2 separate regions of the Homo sapiens genome follow, and region 2 is linked to region 1. A link is an interaction called in ENCODE POLR2A ChIA-PET data of the cell type or tissue named here. Cell type or tissue: K562. All regions are shown on one strand. Links, peaks and the distances in the headings refer to the core of each region. The heading gives the core; the rest is flanking DNA. Region 1 has its middle 4.2 kb from the start of PTGIR. Region 2 has its middle 11 kb from the start of PNMA8B.

Evidence for each region. ChIA-PET counts read pairs that join two places held together with the same protein. Peaks named below come from ENCODE experiments on the same cell type or tissue, not always from the same donor. Only the 100,000 strongest peaks of a DNase experiment are listed, where the experiment ranks them.
Region 2: POLR2A ChIA-PET joins it to region 1 with 5 read pairs; 3 of 35 experiments call an interaction of 5 or more read pairs at or near these places.

What each region holds. Positions count from the first base shown.
Region 1 is chr19:46,627,884-46,630,794 of GRCh38, reverse strand. No RefSeq gene overlaps it. Among named protein-coding and RNA genes, the nearest start is that of PTGIR, 4.2 kb to the right of the region's middle. In K562, for the core only: no CTCF peak of the experiment used is centred there; DNase peaks (open chromatin) are centred at 934 and 1,554.
Region 2 is chr19:46,505,677-46,508,587 of GRCh38, reverse strand. No RefSeq gene overlaps it. Among named protein-coding and RNA genes, the nearest start is that of PNMA8B, 11 kb to the right of the region's middle. In K562, for the core only: no CTCF peak of the experiment used is centred there; no DNase peak of the experiment used is centred there; H3K27me3 peaks cover 937 bases.

The DNA.
Region 1 (2,911 bases), core at 412-2,911:
TACAGCGGGGGAGGGAAAGCCTAGAGCCAGCAGGAGCTGCAATCTTGGCCATCGCTTCCTAGGGGAACAGTTCAACAGTCCCATCTTGCTCAATGCTCACGATAGCCCTCAAGGTGACTCTGTTTATCCCCATTTTACAGACAAGGAAAACAGGCATGGGGCCGGGCGCAGTAGCTCATGCCTGTAATCCCAGCACTTTGGAAGGCCAAGGCAGGCGGATCATTTGAGGTCAGGAGTTCAAGACAGCCTGGCCAACATGGTGAAACCCCGTCTCTACTAAAAATACAAAAATTAGCTGAGCATGGTGGCGTGTACCTGTAATCCCAGCTACTCGGGAGGCTGAGGCACGAGAATCGCTTGAACCCAGGAGGCAGAGGTTGCAGTGAGCCGAGATCGCACCAGTGCACTCCAGCCTGAGGACAGAGCAAGACTCCATCTCAAAAAAAAAAAAAAAAAAAAAAAAAAGAGAGAGAGAGAGAGAGAAACAGGCATGGAGAGGTAACCAGCTGGGGTTTGAGACTGGAATGGGAGTGGGAGGATCTGATGGACGACCGCTCAGGAGAGGCTCAGGGGGTGACCAAGAGGCCTTGAAGGCTAGGAAATGAGGGGATCCCCAGGTGAGGGGCACGGCCCATTCAGAGGCAGGGTAGGCAGGAGACTGGGTTATGCCCCCTGGAGCAAGGTGAGGTGCAGCCACCAGAAGGTAGGCCAGGGCCCATTTGCGGTGGAGGGCAGTGAGTGGATAGAGAAAGGAGGCCTCTGGCTCTGGATGCTGGAACCAGCCAAGGCGAGACAGGTCTGGGACACACATAGCAGTTTCTCAAAGCAGTGAGAGGGCACAGCAGGCAGACGGGAGGCCTGGCAGGCACGAGCAGCTGGTGGTGCGTGTGTGCAGAACATGAGATAAGGCCCACTTCCTCCCAGGGCCAGAGCCAGGAGGACGGAAACCAGGGAGTCCGGAGAGGGTCAGGCCCAGGGCAAGCCAGGATCTTAGGTCTGCGGCACTTCCAGATGCAGGCCTGGGCTGGGCGTGATGGGTCAAGCCTGTAATCCCAGCACTTTGTGAGGCCAAGTTGGGCGGATCACTTGAGGTCATGAGTTCGAGACCAGCCTGGCCAACATGGCGAAATCCCGCCTCTACTAAAAATACAAAAATTAGTCAGGCATGGTGGCGGGCACCTGAAGTCCCAGCTACTCAGGAGGCTGAGGCAGGAGCATCGCTTGAGCTCGGGAGGTGGAGGTTGCAGTGAGCTGAGATCTCGCCACTGCACTCCAGCCTGGGCGACAGAGCGAGATTCCATCTCAGAACAACAACAACAAAAAAAAACAGATGCAGGCACCCCTGCTCAGGATCCCCACACTGGGTGGACAAACCTGTTTGAGAACACTCTTCCTGGGCTGTGCCCTCTGAGCCCCTCTGTGTCCCCAGCTCTTAGCACACAGTAAACTGCTGGTTACGGTTTGTTGAATGAATAATATCAACAGCTATTTGAGGGCTTCCTGGGAGGCAGGCAGGGGGAACTGTCTCTTATCTTCACATAACACCCCAACAAGGTCAAGGCAGCCATTTGACGAAGAACATCAAAGCTTTGCTAGGGGAAGTCATTTTCTCAGGTCACATGGTGACTGACTGGTGAGTGGTGGAGATGAACTTCAAAACCCATCCTCAGCCAGGCGCGGTGGCTCACGCCTGTAATCTCAGCACTTTGGGAGGCCAAGGCAGGCAGATCACTTGAGGTCAGGAGTTCAAGACCAGCTTGGCCAACATGGCGAAATCCCATCTCTACTAAAAATACAAAAATTAGCTGAGCATGGTGGCTCGCACCTGTAGTCCCAGCAACTTGGGAGACTGAGGCAGGAGAATCGCTTGAACCTGGGAGGCAGAGGTTACAGTGAGCGGAGATGGCACCACTGCACTCCAGCCTGGGCAACAGAGTGAGACTCCATCTCAAACAAACAAACAAACAAACAAACAAAAAAACCAAAAACCATTCTCGGCCAGGTGCCATGGTTCATGCCAGTAATCCCAGTGCGTTGGGAGGCCAAGGTGGGAGGATCACTTGAGCCCATGAATTTGAGACCAGCCTGGACAACATAGTGGGATCCTATCTCTACAAAACAATAAAAGTATTAGCTGGGCATGGTGGTGAGCACTTGTGGTCCCAGCTATCTGGGAGGCTGAGGTGGGAAGATTGCTTAAGCCTGGGAGGTAGAGGTTGCAGTGAGCTGAGATCGTGCCACTGCACTCCAGCCTGGGTGACAGAGTGAAACCCTGTCTCAAAAAAACTAGGTTGCGCACGGTGGCTCACACCTGTAATCCCAGAACTTTGGGAGGCTGAGGCCGGCGGATCACCTGAGATCAGGAGTTTGAGACCAGCCTGGCCAACATAGTGAAATCCCATCTGTACTAAAATACAAAAATTAGCTGGGCGTGGTGGCAGGTGCCTGTAATCCCAGCTACTCGGGAGGCTGAGGCAGGAGAATCACTTGAACCTGGGAGGTGGAGGTTGTGGTGAGCCGAGATGGCACCACTGCACTCCAGCCTGGGCAAAAGAGCAAGACTCCATCTCAAAAACAAAACAAAACTACAACATAGCTGTGTGCCCATGTGCACACAGAGTCCCACGAGCTCACAATACACATATACACACAATACACACGCAAACACAATCAATGCTGAGAAAAATGCTCACTTAGGTCACATGGGCCGCACTAACTCTACAGAGAGTCACAATCCGGTTACACACCCACAGTCCCCAGCACACTAGCCTCAATCTCTCTCCCCTCCCGGGTGCTGTGTGTGCGTCCCTAATCTCAGTGGTCTCTGAGCTGTCCTTCCTCTTTTTCCCTGCTGCTTCAGGGTCCCCCTCAGGGAGGCCTGGTCCTGTTCCTCGCCATGGGTGGAGAGAGT
Region 2 (2,911 bases), core at 281-2,780, 120 kb after region 1:
TGCACTCCCACCTGGGCAACAAGAGCAAAACTCCCATCTCAAAAAAAAAAAAGATGTACACTTTTGTGTCTTGCTTCTTTACTCATGAGGCTATCTTGAACTTAAACCAGGGTCTTTTTCCAAGGAAAAGCTTTTTCTGGCATTGTCCATCTCTTGACTAATTCCTTCCTTCTCAGGCCGGTGTCCCAAGGGTCCAGTCATGCAAACTATTTGAAAAACTAAAGACTTTTTTATGTGGTCCCCTGGGATACTCTGGTCTTTGGAGACCTCTTCATTCCTTGTCTTAAAGCAGACCCTGGTCAACTTGGGTCACTAGCTGTTTCCTCCCAGGAGTGGTGTTTTTTTTGTTTTGTTTTGTTTTGTTTTAACGGAGCTTCCCTCTTGTCATCCAGGCTGGAGTGCAGCAGTGGCACGATCTTGGCTCACTACAATCTCCACCTTCTGGGTTCAAGTGATTCTCCTGCCTCAGCCTCCTGAATAGCTGGGATTACAGGTGCCCGCGCCGTGCCCAGCTAATTTTTGTATTTTTACTAAGACGGGGTTTTACCATGTTTGCCAGGCTGGTCTCAAACTCCTGACCTCAAGTGATCCGCCCTCCTCGGCCTCCCAAAGTGCTGGGATTACAGGCGTGAGCCGCGGGGCCCCGCCCCAGGAGTGGGTTTTATCCCTTGGGACCTTGATTTTGTTTCTCACAACCCCTCCGGCCCCCCAGAGCCATTACTCGTCCTACAGCACCTCATGTGTCTCCTCCTTGGTGCATGTCACATCTTACTGAATGCTTGCTTTTATTGTTTTTCATTTGTGTGTGTGTGTGTGTGTGTGTGTGTGTGTGTGTGTGTGTGTTTTGAGACAGAGTCTCATTCTGTCGCTCAGGCTGGAGTGCAGTGGTGCGATCTCAGCTCACTGCAACCTCTACTTTCTGGGGTTTAAGTGATTCTTCTGCCGCAGCCCCCTGTGTAGCTGGGATTGCAGGCACCCACCATCATGCCCGGCTAACTTTTGCTTTTTTAGTAAAGATGGGGTTTCGCCATGTTGGCCAGGCTAGTCTCGAACTCCTGACCTCAGGTGATCCACCGGCCTCGGCCTCCCAAAGTGTTGGAATTACAGGCGTGAGCCACTGCGCCCAGCCCAGCTTTTTGTTTTCTTTTGCAAATAGTGGGTTAACATTTTTTAGCATTTTCTAAGGTGGAACATGATGAGGCTTGACTAAGGTTGAAATCCATATTTCATGGTCCGCTCTAGTGTGAATGGAATCACTGATACACTTCATCCTATATCTTGCTTCTCTGCAACAATAGAACATGGCCAGTTGCCAGGAAATACATTGGGACCCAGCTCACTGTTTTTCATCATCACATGAAAATCCACAGAAAGTCTGTGAAGTAATTTATTCACTCTTTTCATCATTATGAATTCGTAGTTATTAGTGGTTCATATCTGATCTCCCTATGATGTCAGCCAGGCCCTGGTCTGATGTAGTCACAGTCATATCCCACACGTGTGGGTTCTTTGTGTTTGCTAAATGATTAAATGAACAAATGAATGAATGAGTGCTGAGGAGGGATGGTGCTGCTGAAAGTCTGCCTAGTATCCCTGTTAGAATCAGAGGTTTGGAGCCAGACACGGTGGTTCACGCCTGTAATCCCAGCACTTTGGGAGGCCAAAGCGGGCAGATTATGAGGTCAAGAGATCGAGACCATCCTGGCCAACATGGTGAAACCCCGTCTCTACTAAAAATACAAAAGTTAGCTGGACGTGGTGGCAGGTGGCTGTAATCCCAGCTACTTGGGAGGCTGAGGCAGGAGAATCACTTGAACCCAGGAGGCGGAGGTTGCAGTGAGCCGAGATCACGCGACTGCGCTCCAGCCTGCTCACAGAGCAAGACTCCATCTCAAAAACAAACAAACAAACAAACAAAAGAATCAGAGGTTTGGAGTCACAGAGACCTGAGGTCAAATTGATGTCTCACCACTTCCCAGTTGTAAAAGACCTTCCACCCTGCGTGTGTGTGCACACACACACAGCCTCAGATTTCTCATCTGGGAAATAGAGATAATAATGGGGCTGGCTTTACATGACTGTGGTGAAGATTAAATGAAGCAATATATTAAAGGCTATTCTAGCCAATGTCTGGCATAAGATCATCCCTTGGCATGGTGTGTGTGATGTTATAATTCCTCCTTTCCTTTCTTCCTCCATCTGTTCAATACAAGATTTACTGAGCACCATGTTATACTATCCTCTTTGTATTATAGAAATGTTATTCACATTTAACAATATATTATTGGAGCAACAGAAAGAGCTAAAATACCTTTAGGAATTGCATTGGGCTCTGTTCAAAAAAGTCAACAATTAGCCGGGTGCGGTGGCTCACGCCTGTAATCCCAGCACTTTGGGAGGCCAAGGCGGGCGGATCACAGGTCAGGAGATCGAGACCATCCTGGCTAACACAGTGAAACCCTGTCTCTACTAAAAATACAAAAAATTAGCCGGGTGTGGTGGCGGGCGCCTGTAGTTCCAGCTACTCAGGAGGCTGAGGCAGGAGAACGGCGTGAACCCAGGAGGCAGAGCTTATAGTGAGCCGAGATAGTGCCACTGCACTCCAGCCTGTGCAACAGAGCGAGACTGTCTAAAAAAAAAAAAAAAGTCAACAGTTGTGGTGGTAAAAGCACAAACAGCAATGAGAAAATGGGAAAACACTATGAACAGGATATTTAAAGAAGGGGATTTCCAAATAAACTAAAAAAGAGATGTGCAAACTCATTTGTAGTTGGAGAACAATGAGCTACCACCTTATGCCCATGAGATGGGCAAATCCTAGAAGCCTGGACAATCTCCAGAGGTGGGAGTGGGCACTGGGGGCACAGGAATCCTCATATGTGAGCAAATAGGGACATTCATTGCACTGAGT